2 separate regions of the Homo sapiens genome follow, and region 2 is linked to region 1. A link is an interaction called in ENCODE POLR2A ChIA-PET data of the cell type or tissue named here. Cell type or tissue: Panc1. All regions are shown on one strand. Each heading gives the region's core, and the rest is flanking DNA. Links, peaks and the distances in the headings are about the cores only. Region 1 overlaps LINC01173 (long intergenic non-protein coding RNA 1173). Region 2 overlaps LOC101927896 (a long non-coding RNA gene).

What was found. Peaks named below come from ENCODE experiments on the same cell type or tissue, not always from the same donor. Only the 100,000 strongest peaks of a DNase experiment are listed, where the experiment ranks them.
Region 2: POLR2A ChIA-PET joins it to region 1 with 6 read pairs; 3 of 35 experiments call an interaction of 5 or more read pairs at or near these places.

What each region holds. Positions count from the first base shown.
Region 1 is chr2:234,698,602-234,707,944 of GRCh38, reverse strand. All of the region lies in intron 2 of LINC01173 (long intergenic non-protein coding RNA 1173), which reads right to left. Among named protein-coding and RNA genes, the nearest start is that of LINC01173, 21 kb to the right of the region's middle. In Panc1, for the core only: no CTCF peak of the experiment used is centred there; a DNase peak (open chromatin) is centred at 2,587.
Region 2 is chr2:234,823,928-234,833,270 of GRCh38, reverse strand. It overlaps LOC101927896 (a long non-coding RNA gene), which reads left to right. Exons shown (of 9, transcript XR_002959457.2): 5 at 8,158-8,338. Among named protein-coding and RNA genes, the nearest start is that of SH3BP4, 120 kb to the left of the region's middle. In Panc1, for the core only: no CTCF peak of the experiment used is centred there; no DNase peak of the experiment used is centred there; H3K27ac peaks cover 968 bases.

The sequences.
Region 1 (9,343 bases), core at 1,823-6,822:
ATTCTATAAGCAGAGTTAGGGCTTAAAATGTAAATGCCATCTGACCCAGTAATTTCACTCCAAGGCAAATAACAAAGGTTGATATCAAAAGACATTCCCTGCAAGATCATTTAAAATGGAAAAATATGCAAGGTACTCAAATGCCCAGTAAGGAGAAGCAAATCATATATGTGCAGCAAACGTAAGAGGTTTCCCAAAATTTAACATGTAAAGATATTCATAATATATTCTTAAGTGACATGAAGCAAAAATAATATAAAATTGTGCTGATGGAAAGTTTACAATTATGTAATGTGTACAAACATACAGGCACATGCGTGCACACACATAAACATACACACACACATTCACATGCACAGCCTGGTTCTAAGACTACATCAAGGTTGCTGTCCAGTCCCACTACTGGGTATGTATCCAAAGACAGTGAAATCAACACGTTGAGGAGATATCTTCACTCTTATGTTCATTGCAGTGTCATTCACAATAGCTGAGATATGAAAACAAACTAAATGTATGTTGATGTACCACTAAATGTGGTATATATACGTCATGGAATACTATTCACAAATGTTGTCATTTGTGACAACATGGATGAACCGGGAGGACATTATGTTAAGTGATATAAGCCAGGCACAGAAAGACAAATACTGCATGATCTCACTTAATATGTGGAATCTGAAAAAGCCAAACTCACAGAGGTAGAGACCAGGGGCTGGGTGTGGGTGGGTATGGAGAGGCTGCTCAAAGGGCACAAAGTTTCAGCACGGGATAAGCTTTTGCGATCCATTGCATAGCACGGTGACTATAGTTAATAATGCAATGTGCATTTCAAAGTTGTTCAAAGATTTTTTTTTTTTTTTTTTGAAGACAGGGTCTCACTCTGTTACCCAGGCTGGAATGCAGTGGTGCAATCTCGGCTCACTGCACCTTCAACCTCCTGGGCTCAAGCAATCCTCCCACCTCAGCCTCCTGAGTAGTTGGGACTACAACTGCACACCACCACACCCGGCTAATTTTTGTATTCTTTTGTAGAGGTGGGGTTTCACTGTGTTGCCCAGGCTGGTCTTGAACTCCTGGGTTTAAGTGACCCTCCCTTCTTGGCCTCCTGAAGTGTTGGAATTACAGGCATGAGCCACTGTGCCCAGCCAAGAACAGATTTTAAATGTTTCACAACAACAAAATAAGTATGTGAAGTGATATGTTAATTAGCTGGATTAATTCATTCCATAATGTATATATAATCAAAACATTACATTGTACCCTATAAATATATATAATTATTATTTGTCAATTAAGAATATATTTAAAAAGAAGTAAAGAGATTGACTGTGGAGCTGGTGGCATCCCTGCCCCCTACCCCAACACCCCACTTCTCAAGTATGTGTCTCCTTTCCTGAGTAACTGGCAAGGCCTTTGAAGGGGGAACTGGGGAGGGAGGAGTGCAAGGTAAAATTTATGAGACTATTTTTCCAAAGACAGATGACAAAATTCAAAATAAATTGGGACAAGGGATGTTTTTTCCCTCTCCTGCAGAACTATAGACTTGGGCCATGATTGAGTAGGGCCTGAAGAAAGCACAGTTCTGCTTGGCCCTTGCCGGTTTGGGGCTGCTATAGGGGCTCTTTGGTGAAGGGGGGTGATGTCTTCTTGGATGGCAGTGGCCGTGGTGCTGAGGAGTGTTGCTTGTGCCCTAGAAATCACAAGATGACTGGTGTGAAAGTCACTTCTTCCCCTGTGTGAGAGCCCCTTGTGGATGCCCAAAATCAACTGGGGAGAATGGGAGAGTGAGAGTAAATGAGCGAGGAGAATTGGGGAACAAATAGTGCTGGTACCTCCTGAGAACCCATGTACAAGGAGGACCCAGCGATGTTTGAGAGGCCTGTTTAGACCAAAGGCTACAAGAAAGTGCATCAACATGTAAAGAAAGATGATCTTCTTACTTTGGGAGTATCCATCCTTTTAATTTTTTTCTTATACTTTTCATATATTTAAGTTTTTGAAAGTAAGCATGTGTATTAGTCCATTCTTGCATTGCTATAAAGAAATATCTGAGACTGATCCTGGCTAACACGGTGAAACCTCATCTCTACTAAAAATACAAAAAATTAGCCGGGCATGGTGGTGGGCGCCTGTAGTCCCAGCTACTCAGGAGGCTGAGACAGGAGAATGGCGTGAACCCAGGAGACGGAGCTTGCAGTGAGCCGAGATGGCACCACTGCACTCCAGCCTGGGGGACAGAGCAAGACTCTGTCTCACACACAAAAAAAAGAAAAAAAAATATATATATATATATATCTGAGACTGGGTAATTTATAAAGAAAAGAAGTTTAATTGGCTCATGGTTCTGCAGGCTGTACGGGAAGCATAGTGTCTTCTAGTGAGGCCTCAGGAAACTTACAATCATGGCGGAAGGCAAAGGGGAAGCAGGCACGTCTCACATAGCTAGAGCAGGAGGAAGAGGAGAGGGGAGAGGTGCCACACACATTTAAGTGACCAGATCTCTCACTTGCATTAATTACCACTTTCAGATACGTAACTTCCTAGAAGAGAAGGCAAGAGGGCAGGCAGAGGTGAGTAATGGTGGAAATAATGCTAATTTACCCGGGATGATGTCATCTGTGGTTCTGGCTAGGGCCAAGTGAGTATGACAGCATAGATGAGTAGGTGTGTGGCTGAAGCTTTGTACCAGGCTCACCTCTGTCTTGTTCTCAGGTCCCCAGTACTGTTGAGACCGCAGGGTGGAAGCTGTAGAGTGGTCAGCATTTGGATGCCACATACTGCAATCACCCCTGGTTGTAGATGGGAAAATGAGGCATGGCCTGTATGCTGACTGTCTCACAGCTGCTCAGCAACTAGCGGCTCCACATTCTCTTCCTCCTATCTCACCCTGAACAGGCTGCCTCAATTTTTCACACTGAAATCCAATCATGGCCAAAGCAATTTGGGACTAAGCAGAAAACCTTCCCCCTGCCCCCTCTGCAGAAGCTGGATTCTTAGTGACATGTACTCTCAATAAGAAGCTCAATTTTTTCTTGGCTATGAATGAAAGTGATATGATTATACTTATGAAGCCTGTGCCTACAGCTTCTATCAAAGTAGTAACGACACTTTGGAAGGGGAAAGGAAGGTGTAACATTCTAAGCATTAGTCCATATTTCAGAGAATTCATAGCTTTTGGATTTCGTGGTATTTGAATAAGAAAAGAAAAACAACTTGAGTTATTTAAAGCTATATAGATACACTTACAAATAATTAATGTAAGCATAAACACACCCTTATTCAGTTTCTCCCCTCATTTTGATATTCCATATTATTAAGCCAAACCTCCCAGAACCCCCTGCTACCACACCATCTACCTTAAAGATCATTACATTTGTAAAAAGAAAATTCAGTTACTGGGTTAAAATTCTTCTGAACTCTGGCTGGGTGTGATGGCTCACGCCTGTAATCCCAGCACTTTGAGGCCGAGGCAGGTGGATCACAAGGTCAGGAGTTTGAGACCAGCCTGACCAACATGGTGAAACCCTGTCTCTATTAAAAATGCAAAATGTAGCCAGGCATGGTGGCGCGTGCCTGTAATCCCAGCTACTCAGGAGGCTGAGGCAAGAGAATTGCTTGAACCTGGGAGGCGGAGGTTGCAGTGTGATGAGATCGTGCCATTGCACTCCAGCCTGGGCGACAGAGCAAGACTCCGTCTCAAAAAAAAAAAAAAAAAAAAGAAAGAAAAAATACTTCTGAACTCAAAACATTTGGCCTGCCTTGTTAACGACATTCATCTGTGCATTCCTTTCTGGAAGCTTGTTTCAGCAGAAGTGTGTGGGTATCTAAGCAACCTTTGAGGCTTTGGGTGGAGTGGCATTAGCTTCAGCACCAAACAGCATGGTTCTTGGTTCTGAGTGCCCATTTGAAGGACCTTGAAGCTTTTTAAAAGTACAGGTCTCCCAGCCCAGGTAAACTGATCCTGAATCTCCAGGGCTGAAGCCCTGGGCACCTGCAGCGATTGAAATTCCCCGCTGTGCTGTGCACGCTCTGGGAGGACTGAGGACTACCCAAGCAGAAGCAGTTTTTCAGCTAGATGCTGACAGTCTGGAGTCCCTTGCTCCTTGTAAAGGCAAAACGAGCTACTACTAGAGCATCTTGAGTAAAAAGAATGAAGCGCCAGAAAAATAATAAGAAAGTTAAAAGATAATTCACATTCTGCTGCCCGTGTTCCTTTTGAATTAAGTTTATTTTAGGAACAGGCTTATCAAATTTGCCTGGAAGACACTACTGTCAGTTTCCATGATATTTTATGAGCTGCCATTATTCTTCCTCTACTGAGAACGCCCTCCCTGAATGTGTCTGCCTTTGTGGAGTGAAGCAAACACAACTGTTTATGCATCATGGTCCCAGCATGAAATTCAGCTCCTCCTTTATCTCTCTCACGTCCATCCCCCTCCCACCACCCAAGCTGAGGTCAGTTAGGATGTCCATTCATGAGTGGAGAAGACTTTTCTGGAAGGGTCTTGCATGGCAGTGGTGCAGAAGCTGAATAGAGACAGCTTGGTGCTGTCAGGCGCCTGGAGAGCTCGTTCCTTGAAGTCATCTTCCCTGTCTAGTCCCAGCCCCTTGCCTGCCTCCCCTCCCTCTCCCCACTTCCCCTGGTCTTCCCTGCTCTTCCTCCTTTCTCTCCCTCACTCTCAGGTGGGGCAGCTTTCCCTCCTCTGAAGCAGGGTGCCTGCCCACGTGCAGCCCTCAGGGGACACAGCTGCCCCCACCCACCCACCTAGAGAGGATCCTGAACAAACACCAGCGTCTGTCTCAAAGGACTTTCCACCCCAGGTCTCAGGATAATAAACATTCCACCACCTCTTTGCACATACCACCCACCCTGCAAGTTCACGTCTGTCCTTCCTTCTCTTCTGCCTCGGGGCTTTGGCTCCCTCCCAGACACGCCTGGCTTCACCCATTCATTCCTCCATCATCTGTTTACTAAGCACCATGTGCTAAGCACTGGCCCTGTCCTTGTGCAAAGGGGCAAGTCGGAAACCCCTGCAGTAACCTCACGAACAGTGGGGACATCGCCGCATGCCCCAGGTCTGGTCTTCAATGAAAGCTTCCTCCAGGAGAGCCCTAGAGCACTGGGCCCTTTCCCACAGCCGGGCTGTGCCAAGGGCAACTCTGACCCCCGGGGTAGGTGGGCGACTGTGGCATGAGTGTGACTGAGGAGATGTGCTGAGTGTTCGAGGGGTGTGAACATGTGTGAGTGTGAGTGTGCCAGGGGGCCAGGGGCTGTGAGTGCACCTGAGTGAGAAGGTGGGAGGGTGTGTGTGTATGAGGATGTGTGGCTCCAAGGGGCTTGATCTTTGGAATCATCTGCACCTGGATTCCATCCTGATTTGGCCACTTTTGGGGCTGTGAGCTTGGTGTCTCAGGCTTCAGTTTCTCCTCCGAGAGGTGAGGTGGCGGAGCATCTGTATTAGTCTGTTTTCATGCTGCTGATAAAGACATACGCGAGACTGGATAATTTATAGAGAAAACGCGGTTTAATGGACCACAGTTCCACATGGCTGGGGAGGCCTCAATCACAGTGGAAGGTGAAAGACATGTCTTACATGGCAGCAGACAAGAGAGAGAATGAGAGCCAAGCAAAAGGTGTTTCCCCTTATAAAACCGTCAGATCTCATGAGACTTATTCACTACCATGAAAGCAGTATGGGGGAAACTGCCCCCATGATTCAATCACCTCCCACCGGGTCCCTCCCACAGCACATGGGGATTGTGGGAGCTAGGATTCAAGATGAGATTTGGGTAGGGACACAGCCAAACCATATCAGTATCCCTCCTGTGGGAGTGGCAGCGAGGAAACCTCTGCAGGACCCTTGCCAGCGTACCCAGGACCCCAGGCCAGCGTTCCCAGGGCCTGTTCTGAGCTCCCTTGAGGGTGAAGCACCTTCTCCCTGTAAACGCCAGCTTTGCTCCAACTGCTAGAACAGGCTTCCTGCTCCTCCAGCCAGACCCACCCCGGCCACGTCTCTGACCCCCGTCCCCCGACCCCATGGCTCTGATTCTCACCTCCTTCATCCTACCCCTAAAGTTGTCAAATCTCCCATAGAGCTGTCCATCCACAGTTCTGGCTCTTCTATTCCTCAGGCCCACTCACCCCAGGCTCCTGGGCAGGTTTGGCCAATGGTAGGCCCCAGAGGAAGATTAGGGATGAGCGGGAGGAGGGGGTGCTGGTCCGCATCACCTCTCTGCTCACTGCTGGGTCTCTGGCAGCAGCTCCCAAAGGCAGCCCACCACACTCCATCTCCAGCCCCAGCTTTCCGGCCCCAAACATCACCACTGCCCAGCCTCTCTCCAGCAAGGTGGCTGTGACTGTCAGACATGCCAGCCCCGGGTTACTCAGCTTGCCCTGCTGGCTCCTCACCTCCTCTGCCAGCTGTGCAGTAAGAGCCCCGCGTTGCATTCTCTCTATTTGAAATCCCTGCAGAGGTTTTGCTTTTGTTAATGTGGCTTTAACAGACACATCTAGTTTGGGTTTCTTTGTTTTGTTTGTTTTTTGTTTTTTGTGTTTTTTTGTTTGTTTGTTTGTTTCTTTTTATTTTGAGACAGAGTCCTACTCTGTCACCCAGGCTGGAGTGCAGTGGTGCGATCGCAACACACTGCAACCTCTGCCTCCTGGGTTCAAGCGATTCTCGTGCCTCAGCCTCCCCAGTAGCTAGGATTACAGGCACACACCACCACACCTGGCTAATTTTTGTATTTTTAGTAGACAGGGGGTTTCACCATGTTGGCCAGGATGGTCTCGAACTCCTGACCTCAGGTGATCCACCTGCCTCAGCCTCCCAAAGTGCTGGGATTACAGGCGTGAGCCACCGCACCTGGCTGGCACATCTAGTCTTTAAAAGGAACCCTCAAATCTGTCCTTTGGCGCTGCCTCACCCTCTGTCTGCACTCTGTCTCACCCTTTCCCTCACAACACCTCTTGAGAGCATCACCACCACTCCCTTGTCCATCAGGGTTCTCTTCCAAAGTGGAGGGGATGCTGTGCCCAGCTCTGCTCTTCCTCTCTTCCGCAGATCACCTCACTGGCTCTCGGAATGGCTGAGGCATTTTACGCATGACCCCCAGGAGGAGAGAAGCAGCACTATCAGAACGTGACAGACTTTCCAGAATTTTATGAAATTCTTCTAGTCGCTGGTATAGTTTGACTTTTTCTAGCGTTGAAACCTAACCCCCAGGTGATGGTATTAGGAGGTGGGGCCTCTGGGAGGTGATTATGTCATGGGACTGGAGCCCTCACAAATGGGATTAGTGCCCTTCTCAAAGAGGCCCCTAAGAGATCCCTCAGCACTTCCACCCCATGAGGACACAGTGAGAAGGTGCTGTCTCAGAACCAGAAAATGGGCCCTTGCCAGACATGGAACCTGCTGGTGCCCTAATCTTGGTCTTCCCAGCCTCCAGAGCTATCCAAAATATATTTCTGTTGTTTATCGGCTACCCAGTTTATGATATTTTTCTATAGCAGTCCAAAAGAACTAAGACACCATGTATGGTAATGATAATAAAAATCACTGTCATCGTGTAACACATTTTCTGCACATAGTGTATATTAGACATCACTCCACTACATGTGTGACAGTTAACATTTATCCTATGATATGTATGTATCCTATGATACAGGAACCAGTCTTTTATCCTCATCCCTTTAAATGAGGAAACCAGGGCCAAAAGGATTCAAAAGTCAGAGAACCCACTGTATGCCTATCCTGACTTCAGTTTTCCTCCTCAGCTTAACTCCTCAACAAAGTCACGCTTACCTGGTGTCCCATGACATATTTGCTAACCTACAGGTGGGAACTGAGGCATAGTGAGTGAGTGGGTGCCAGAGAATGCCTTGAATAGTCAATTAGCATAGGGCTTGGGGCCTGGGAGTGCACCAGGTGGGGCATTTCTTACCCAGGCTTATGGCATGTGGAGTTGGTGAGAATTACTTTTAATCACCTAAAACAATACAAATTGTGTACCAAGGTAAATGCTGCAACCAGGTCATCAAGCCAAGGGGGAATCTTCTGGGGTAGATGGCATAGCTGGACACTGAAGGAGCAGACAGCTTTGGGAGCAGCCGGCGACTGGGTCCAGAGGGCCTGTGGTCATTCTCAGCTGCTGTATGGGTGTCCTCTGTGCTCTGTCCCATGGTGGCCTGCCCAGACATTCCATGTATTGTGCACTCTGCTACCCAGGCCTGAGCAGGCAGGGCCAGTGCCACAGATGATGGGAATGGGCTTGAAGTTTCAAAGTCTTGGGGAGCTGGTCGGGAGTGTGGTGCTGGGCTTGGGTGCTTGGGTATGGGGGCTGGGGCTCCCAGACAGTTGCCTGCCTTACCTGTGCCTGGGCCTTCTGGAATGCACCATACCCTTCCGTGAGCCTCATGATCCAGGCCACAGCCATGCCTCTGATCTGCTCTCCCACCACCTCCCCTCACTCACTTTGCTGCAGTCTCACTGGCCTATGATTTGTTCCTATTTCAGGTGTGCTTCTCTTTGCATTTGCTGTTCCTCTTCCTGGAGCCTTTGTGGCTCACTCCCTCACTTCCTCCAGGTTTCTGCTGAACTGCCCTATTATCCGAGGGGACTTATCTGAATAGGCTAGAACGCCCACCCCCATCCCATGGCTCCTATCCCCTTTACCCAGCTTTACTTTTCCTCAGAGCCCCTACCACATTCCAACAGATTCTCTGTAATGTCCTTCTTCCCCCAACCCCAAAAGAATGAGGACTTCTTAAGGGCAGGTGTCTTAGTCCATCTGGGCTGCTATGACAAAATACCACACTCTAGGTGTTTATAAACAACAGAAAATTAGTCCTCACGGTTCTGGAGGATGGAGGTTCTGGCAGATTCTGTATCTGGTGAGAACCTGCTTCCTGGTTTACAGATGATGCCTTCTGGCTGTGTTCTCATATGGCAGACAGGGTGAGGTGGCTCCCTAGGGTCTCTTTTATAAAGATGCTAATTCCAGTCATGAGGGATCCACCTTTATGACCTCCTCACCTCCCAAAGGCCCCACTTTCTAATACCATCATTTTATCATATACATTTAGGAGTGGGGGTAGACAAATATTTCGATCATAGCAGCAGGGATTTATGTCTTCCCGCCGGTATATTATTAAGGCCTGGAATGTAGTAAGTGCCCTAAAAATGAGTGGTGCTAGCAGAAATACAAAAAGACAAATGATCAAGACTATTTATTGCAACCCTATTTATAATAATGGAAGATTACAAATGACAAATTTTCATGGATGGATGACTGGTTGAATAACAGTGGTGCTTCCATGTAATGGAGCATTAGGGTGTAAAAGGAA
Region 2 (9,343 bases), core at 1,553-6,552, 130 kb before region 1:
CTCTGTCACCCAGGCTGGAGTGCAGTTGCATGGTCTTGGCTCACTGCAACCTCTGCGGTGCAGGTTCAAGCGATTCTCTTTCCTCAGCCTCCCTAATAACTGGGATTACAGGCACCTGCCACCGTGCCTGGCTAATTTTTGTATTTTTAGTGGAGACAGGGTTTCACCATAATGGTCAGGCTGGTCTTGAACTCCTGAACTCGTGATCCACCCACCTCGGCCTTCCAAAGTGCTGAGATTACAGGCGTGAGCCACCACGCCTGGCAATAAAGGGGAAATTTTTTTAAAAAGAAAATTTGCTAAACTAAGATGTGGCAATGGGAACAGTTAATACCATTGACTCTTTCCATGTAGATGCCTCCTATGTCCACACTCACCTCACATCAGGCGGGTGTTGGAGAGTGTGGGAATGTTAGGGATCCTCTAAAGAGAAAAAAAGAGAAGCTGGGTTGTGGATTCGTTTAGTTTGTGTTTAGTGATATGTATATATATGCAGTGTGCAGTCACTTTCATGTAGAGCCAAATGATTCTTAGCAAGGTTCACAAGCTCATTAGTGGCAGTTAGGGCTGGAAATCTGGTCAGTCTGATTTCAGCGATAATGACCTTAGCAGTGGCTTTCATGTGTTTAGGTCTAGAAATAGGCCTTTGATTTCTTAACTAAAAGGATAATGGTCTTTGTTAGCCATGTGCCAGTATTTAGCACAGCTTCCTACCTCCTTACTTGATCCCAGCAGTTTCTTGTTCGCTCATCCACTGTTACTTTACTTAAACTGTATTCTGTCAAACTGAATTCCTTGCTTTTGCCGAACTCTGTCTCAGCAAAGAGCATGTTCCTTATGCTCTTCCCTTGGCTTGAAATGGCCTTGCCCAGACATATCTGTATGGGAACTTATTTCTTTCTGATTTGATACAAAATACCAACACCGATGAAGATAACATCAACTCACAGTGTATTATTATAATGAAGACGTTGGTGATAAGCTGGTTAAAAAGTGTCATCAATTCAAAAGGTATTTAGCATAAGTTAATAGACTAGAAACACTGAAATGCCCCCAATTCTTTCTTACAACTCATGTATGAAATACATTTTATAGAGATTCCCCCAAACCTAATAACACTTAAAAAATTTACATGATATTACCAATAAAGTTTTGTGAAGTAGAAAGAAATTTTCATAAATGATCAATATTAAAAAACTAATTTCCTTCAACCATGCTAGAACTAAGGCTAAAAATATGTTTCTTGCTTTTTATAGAAAATAATATTATAAAGTTGTTGACATTAAAAGGCAGTGAGAGTATACAGCTAAAAATATGTGGAAAAAAGAAGATCATTATACAAGTGTGTCAGCTGGTTAATTAAAATATTGTTATTCTCGGTTATGTGACGTTTGTGTTATTTCTTGGTTATTTATTTAACAATTATAATTTATTATAATTTCTCCTCTTATTCAAAACAAGAATTTATTTTTATATCTAAAATATTAAATTTTGTGTTCTTTTTCTGAAAGCCTAACCCCATTGTACAAATGTCAGCCTGCATGTGACCTAGTATTTCTTCTGGTGCAGTGCAGCGGGAGGAGGACACTCTTCCCTAAGCATGTTTCACTGCTTTTCCGGCAATGTAGCTGACAGCTGAAGCCAGCCCAGATCCTCACAAAGGCCCCCACAGCCCTTCTGGGTTCTGTCTGCGGCTCCAGATCCTTGATTCTTGGGGTTGGCCTGGGGAAGTCAGACCTTGTCCCCTCTTGGGTTCCCTTTTCCATCTCCAGGGGCATGAACACAAAGTCTTCCCCGGAAGGATTCCTGTCTCTTTCACAAACCAAGTCATGTCCACAGAGCCCGAGGGTCCCTGCCTCAAGAGGCCTTGCCACAGCTGCTCCTGGTGACTCCATTGTGCCATTCTGATGAGTTCTGATGAGTCCCCCGTGATTTCTTGTCCACCTGTCATCTAGTGCACACTGCAGCCAGGTTTATCTCCCTGAAACATCATTTTTCATGCATCAGACCAGGACCCAAAATCTCCAGTGACACCTCCCACCCACTTCTCCAAAAGGAATAAAGTCCATACTTCTTTGCTTGGTGTTCCAGGTCATTCACAAACTTTCCTTGTCCTGACTTTGATGTGGAATCACAAATCCCTCTGCCTCCTCCTCGTCTCACATTTCCTTCAGCTGCACAGTCTTAGTCATTGTCCCCCAATTGGTGACATGAAAAGTTGTTTGTCCAAGTCTTGCCTCCCAGCTGACCTTGTGCTCACTGTCCTCTCCAGAGATCCACCGTGGTGAGTTCCCATGGAATGGTGTGTCCACTCCCTTCTCTCAGATGTTTACCATCTTTCATTATCTCCATGACTACTTTGATGATGAATTTTTATTATTTTTATTTTTGATTAAAAAAATTTTTGGAGACAGAGTCTCTAGCCCGTTGCCCAGGCTGGAGTGTGGTGGCATGATCAGGGCTCACTGCAGCCTCTACTTCCCAGGCTCAGGTGATCTCCCACCTCAGCCTCCCGAGTAGCTGGGATTACAGGCATGTGCTACCATGCCCAACTAATTTTTGTATTTTTTGTAGAGATGAGATTTCACCACGGTGCCCAGGTGTCTCAATCTCCTGGGCCTCAAGCGATCCTCCCACCCTGGCCTCCCAAAGTACTGGGATTACAGGTGTGAACCACTGCACCCAGCCTGATGATGAATATTTAAATTCCAAGACTGTGTGGTCTGAAATGTTGTGCTTAAACAACTTTGCTATTTCTTTAGAAAGTCTATTACATATCTAAAGAGGAAAGAATTTTCACAGATCTCTAAGCATGTCCACTTTTGCTAGATATCATTAAATAAGAAGACTTGCTAATCTGGCTCTTCAAACTTTCATTGTAAGCATTTAGTATTTATTTCTACTTCCCCAATAATCTATGTATCTGTGTATCTTTACACTGCATCTAGTGAAGCAAGCAACTGTATATTTAATCTACTGAAAAATCTTGAAGATACAAAAAACTATAAGAGGCCGGCCGCAGTGGCTCATGCCTGTAATCCCAGCACCTTGGGAGGCAGAGGAGGGTGGATCACTTAAGGCCAAGAGTTCGAGACCAGCCTGGCCAACATGGCAAAATCCCGTCTTTACCAAAAACACAAAAAAAATGTTAGCCAGGTGCGGCAGTGCACGCCTGTAGCTCCAGCTACTTAGGAGGCTGAGAATTGCTTGAGCCTGGGAGGCAGAGGTTGCAGTGAGCCTAGATCACTCCACTGCACTCCAGCCTGGGTGGAAGGCACGAGACTTTGTGGAAAGAAAGAAAGGAGAGAGAGAGAGAGAGAGAGAGAGAGAGAGAAAGAGAGAGAGAGAGACAGAAATGAAGGAAGGAAGGAGGAAAGAGAGGAAAGAAAGAAACAAAATTACAGAAGAAGCTTGGGATATATACGTTGTTTCTATTTACACTCATACTGAATCAGATACCTCTGCCCAGCATGTTTTCAGTGAATAAACAAGTCCTTACCATTAGCCTAGGTGTATACTGGTTGAGGAAAACCTACATCCTTACAGTCATTGTGCCGCTACAACCTTGAGACCCTTGAGCATGTACTGTCAGTGGCTGATGTTGTCTCTGATAAAGTGAGGCAGTAGAGATTTTATTCACCCAGAGGAAATAAACAGGCTAGTTTCCACATTGTAATAAGGTGAATTCAGAATCCCAGGTCTGAAGCCAGATGTTCTAAATGATCCCTTTGGGAAAAAATTAGGTAATCGTAGGCATGGTCTGCAGTGGCAGGCCTGGCCTGGGTACTTTTGGGAAGGAAAGAGAATGTTGATGAAGGTGAGAATGCAGGAGGCAGGAAGAAAAGAAAATGAAGAAGGCAAGAAAGACAAAAGAGAATACTGAATGAATAAGTGGATCTTGGCTTTATTAGTCTAGACTCTCTTAATTACAACTGATCGAAATACATTCAGACTACCTCAAGCAAAACAAAACAAACAAATGTTCCTCCCCTGAAGCATAATTGACTCATGATGGAAAAGTCTAGGTTGCCAGATTTCAGACATAGCCGAATCCAGGCACTGAAGTACCATCCTCAGGGCTCTGTGTCTACCCCTGTCCTTTGGCTCTGTTCTCAGCAGTGATTTGATTCTCCAGCCATGGCAGCAAGAATGGCCGTTGGCAGCTGCCGGTTTATGAGGTCTTTCTAGCTTGAGAACCCTGCAGGGTGGGAGGCTACCCGTTCCCGGTCGTGTGCATATGTCAGTTTTCATGCAGGATACCTGTTGGTTCTGCTGACGCCTGTGCCTACTCACTGGAGAGGGTTTAAGGAGTCACGACCGGCCAGACCTGGCCACATGACATCCTGGAAGCCAGGGGTGGATGAGACGGAAGCTGCCTTTGCAAAAATTGTGACTGAGAGAAATCTGACCTAACCGACTCCATCTTGCTTCTAACCTCCAAGCGGCCCTTGTTCATTCCTGGGCATAGGCCAAAGTAACTTTGGGAGGAATTTAGTTTATAGTTCAACTTTGAAACAAAGATGATAACAGCCCCTCCCCAAAACAAGGTCTGGTGACCAGGCAAGGTCACCAGATTGCCTTTGTAAAACTAACAAATTAGCCACAAGATTAGAAATTATGGCTCAGGAGTTACACAGCCACAACCCACAAGATTCCTAACCTCCCTAGTTGCTCCTGTAGATAACGTTACCATTGTGAAAGCTGAGATTGGTGTGGAAGGTATTTTTCAGATCCTGCATTCCAGTGGACCAGCTGGCAGCACCCAGACCAGTAAACTCACCTGGCCTTGTGGACCCCACCCAGGAATGGACTCAGTGCAAGAGGACAGCTTTAACCCCTGTGATTCCATCTCTGACCCAACAATCAGTCTTCCCCTTTCCCTAGGCCTTGCCTGCCAAACGATCTTTAAAAAATTCAGCCTCCAGATTTTCGGGGAGGCTGATTTGGGTAATAATACAACTCTGGTCTCCCATTTAGCTGGCTCTATGTGTATTAAACTCGTTCTCTATTGCAATTCCCCTGTCTTGATAAATCAGCTCTATCTGTGCAGTGGGCAAGAAGAACTTGTGGGGTGGTTACTACATAGCAAATGACACCAGAACCATGCAGAATGGAACAGAGACTGTTCCCCCAAAGGAAGTGAGTTCATTTCCTGGTATAAAGTATAGGTGAATTCAGTTTTTGTGATTATGGCGGGGGTGCAGGAAGGCATTTCAATATTTCTCCAACGGCCCCAGCAGGAGAGGCACACTCTTAAGGAATGCCCTGAGGATCCTACCTGCTTCTTGAATGTTTATTACAGGGAAAACGGAATGTGTGTGCTGCTGAGCATACTCTGTTCCTATGGCCTCCAGGTGAATTTTGCTCAATGGACTAGAATTAAATTTGGAGTCTTGAAAAGAAAAGTGAAACTTATTGGGCATAATTGTTACTTGTTAAATATTAGCTGGAAAAACTATTATGACAAAGTTAATGAAGAAATAAAAATCATTAATTGAGCACAAACACACACCCTGCTAGTCTAGTGTCTGATTTTATCACCTCTGGGTTACCTGGTGTCAGCAGGGCAGGGACCAGGTGAGTCAAGGGAGGCACTCTGGGCACAACATTTAAGGAAGCACTCACTCTTAGGCTCTCACAAATGCAAGATCTGCTCCTGAGAGTGAGTGCCTCTTTAAATTTTTCCAACCTGAAAGCCTCTCTTAAGGAAGCATTCACTCTCAGAGCTGAGCCTACATTTGTAAGGGCCTGGGAGTGAGCACCTCCTTAAATGCTGTGCCCTGAGCACCTGTCTGGGCTTGCCCTAACCTGGTTGTGGGTGGGACAGGGATGCTTCCTAGAGATGATGGTGGGATGCAGCGTGGCTCTTATGGAAAGCTGATGTTTAAGTTGGTTGCACAAGTCAAAAAAATGGTCCAGAACAGAAACCAAATCCAAATATTCATAGATTTCAAGACCAAGTATTTCAGTGCAGAAGTCATTGCAAAAGCCAAGAGTGGGATCCAATGACAGAAGAAGTGGTAACAGAAGCTGAGTCCAAAAGATGAAGGGGTAAGTGTAGAAGCCAGGTGTTAAATAGGAAAGGCAAGACCCAAACATGCAGATCAAAGCACAGACCACCATGAGGGGGGAGATAGACAGGATCGTCACAATTCCACACTTTATTTGTTGTGTAATATTTCATCATGAGAATATAGCATAAGTATTTTTGGTAACAGCCTTATTGAGGTATAATGTTATTTTGAGACAAGGCCTGCCTCTGTGACCTGGGCTGGAGCGCAGTGGCGTGATCCCGGCTCACTGCAACTGTTGAGATATAATTGACATGCCATATAATTCACCCATTTAAAGTATGCACTTCAGTGGTTTTTAGGATAATCACGGAGTTGTGCAACTATCACCACAATATCAGAACATTTTCATCACTCCAAGAGAAGCCATACTCCTTAGTTATCACCTCCAGCTGTCCTATTCCCCTCAGCCCTAGGCATCCACTAGCATAATTCCTTTTTAAATATTTGCATTGTTGATTATTTGGCTTGTTTGCAATATTTCACAATTACAAGCAGTGGTCCATAGGATAGTCGTAGAGGAAGCATATATTTCCCCTATGACCACTGCTGCTTTCAGGTGGGTCCCATCAATGGAAGTGCCTTGCGCCTCGATGAGCCCCATGCCGGGATGGGGGTGGAGAGGAGGACCAGGGGCAGAATGTGGTTGCCAGGGTAGTGAGTCCTGGAGTAATGTGAGAAGTGTTTCCAGAGTGGGAGGAGGTGGAAAGGGTTGAGGGAGCAAGATAGGAAAGGACAAAAAAAAAAAAAAAGAAAAAAGAAATCCACAATGAAAGGATTGAGTGGAAATTCTTCAGTGTTCTGGTGAGTGGTCAAAGGATATTTTTAAAAAGGAAAGATGCCCAATGACCAGTGCAGAGTTGGTCATGTTGCTGTGTTGCGGATCCCTCTTCACGTTGCCTCCTTTCACCCATGCCAGTCTTCTGTGGTGGCTGCGGCACTCATGAATGCTTGGAAAAGTGTGTGTGTGTGTGTGTGTGTGTGTGAGAGAGAGAGAGCACAGGCGTGTGTGTGTGAGCACAGGTGTGTGTGTGTGAGCACAGGTGTGTGAGCTTGGAAAGGTGTCTGAGCATAGGTGCGTGTGCACAGGTGTGTAGGTGTATGTGTCAACGAAGACACTGAGTTTCCTTTCATAGTGGACATGATGGCAGTGAAGTCAATGTGTGCAGAAGCAAGAGCCTGAGGACTGAGGTGACCAGGAGAAGCTGCGTCTCCTTAAAATGCACAAAGTCCTGGCAAGGCTGTGGTGGAACTGAAGAGCTCAATGAATGCTAATCAGATCTCCTCAAGCAGCAGCAATGCCTTGGCTGCTGTCTGGATTACATATCTTTGTGACAATATTGCTTCCAACACTAAAGATGCTGTTTCCAAAGGCATTTTCCCAGGACTGAGATTACTGATCCAACACGAAGTAAGACTTTTGTGACTTGTGAAATGTGAATGGTGTTCCCAAAGGATCGCATCAATGTCCAGGACCACCAGCAATGTATGTGTGCACCAGTTCTGGCACATCTGCTCCAGACACGTGACAATTCAGGAGTTAAAAATCTCTTTGCGTTGCTGTTTTCAGTCATGTTTCAGTGATTGACACCCCGATAGCCTTCATTTCTAAGGTAGGGGATATTTTCTCTGAGAAATTGTCACCTTCATACAAAGTCTCAAGAGAGTAAGTTACCAGAATTAAGATGACATATTTGGATCTTAGATTCACAGTGATTTGTGAGTTTTTCACTTATACTTCTCAGACACAATTCAGCCCAGATCATGTGGAAAGACATGTTTGGAAAGAGGAAAACAGCTGGGATAAAATCTTTATTTTGACAGGCAAAATAAAATGGTGCTAATGTCCAAACACGTCTGGACTGTTAATGCTTCTAAAAATGGTCTCCACTTTAGGAAATGATATACATTTTTACACTAAAGGAAATAAATATTTTCTCATAGTCAAACTTAATGTCATTAACTAGACAAGTGAAGAGGGTCATAGATCTTTCTGTAGTTTATACTATAGCTTTGCTTAATAAGACTTAGAGATAGCAACTTGAACTTAATCACATATTATAGTTTTTTTTTTTTTTTTTTGCAGGAAATTTCTTTTAGAATGTAATAAATGCTTAAAGAAGAATTATACTGTGAGTAGAACAGCATGCAGCCTGGCACTTAGCAAGTGATCGAGAAATAATTCATGAGTGAATGAATGAACAGATGACAGATGTAACCAAAAATCAAAACTAAAATCACTTCTGAAGTCGAGGATGCACTTCTCAGTAAGTAACTTTGGTTATGATATCTCTGGTCCTTAAGGAAGAATTCTGGCTGGGCACAGTGGCTCATGCCTGTAATCCCAGCACTTTGGGAAGCCAAGGAGAGTGGACCACTTGAGACCAGGTGTTTGAGACCAGCCTGGCCAACATGGTGAAACCCCATCTCTACTAAAAATACAAAAATTAGCCAGGTGTGGTGGTGGGTGCCTCTAATCCCAGTTGCTTGGGAGGCTGAGGCAGGAGAATCGCTTGAATCCAGGAGGTAGAGGTTGCAGTGAGCCGAGATCATGCCACTGCACTCCAGCCCAGGTGACAGAGACCTGTTTCAAAATAATAATAATAATAATAATAATAATAATAATAATTTCTGAGAGTATATTGTCTCTTCTCCTTAGTTACAACACTGTGCTCTTTCTGGAGCTTAGTTTGATGGTCTTAATTTAAATTATGCCAATAACAAGCATTTTTGAGGAAGTGAGTTGATAACACAAATGCTTCTATGTGTGCAACGAGATCGCATTCTTAAAAAAACACATAACTTATTCTGTATCTGGGAGCAGATTCCATGTTATGAGGCTGTTTTTCAGGCCAGTGCTCCTGCTGTGTGGGCCCATTTAGCACAATTCCTCTGTGGGATTGCAGATGTGTCATAATTTCTAGGCACAAACTAATGTCAATCTGCTTGCACTTAAGTCCTCTGTTGTTAAACTAAATCATTTCCTCCTTTTCAGGCATTTTTCTCATCTGGATTTAACATAGATCTGTTCTCACACAAACATCTGTGGAATGAGCCTGGACATTGCTACGGAGGGCTGGTTAGAGGAGGAGGAAAGAAAGAATAATGGCTAATCATTAAGTTGCAGTGTGGGTGTTTGGTTGGGAAGAACCAGCTGGCGGAGGAATGGATACTACCTCTGACTCAGAGACATGGGCAGTGACCCCTATTGTCTGGCCAAGAAGGAGTCACATGTCTTTGGTGACTTCTTTGTTTACACTCAGAGTTTAACT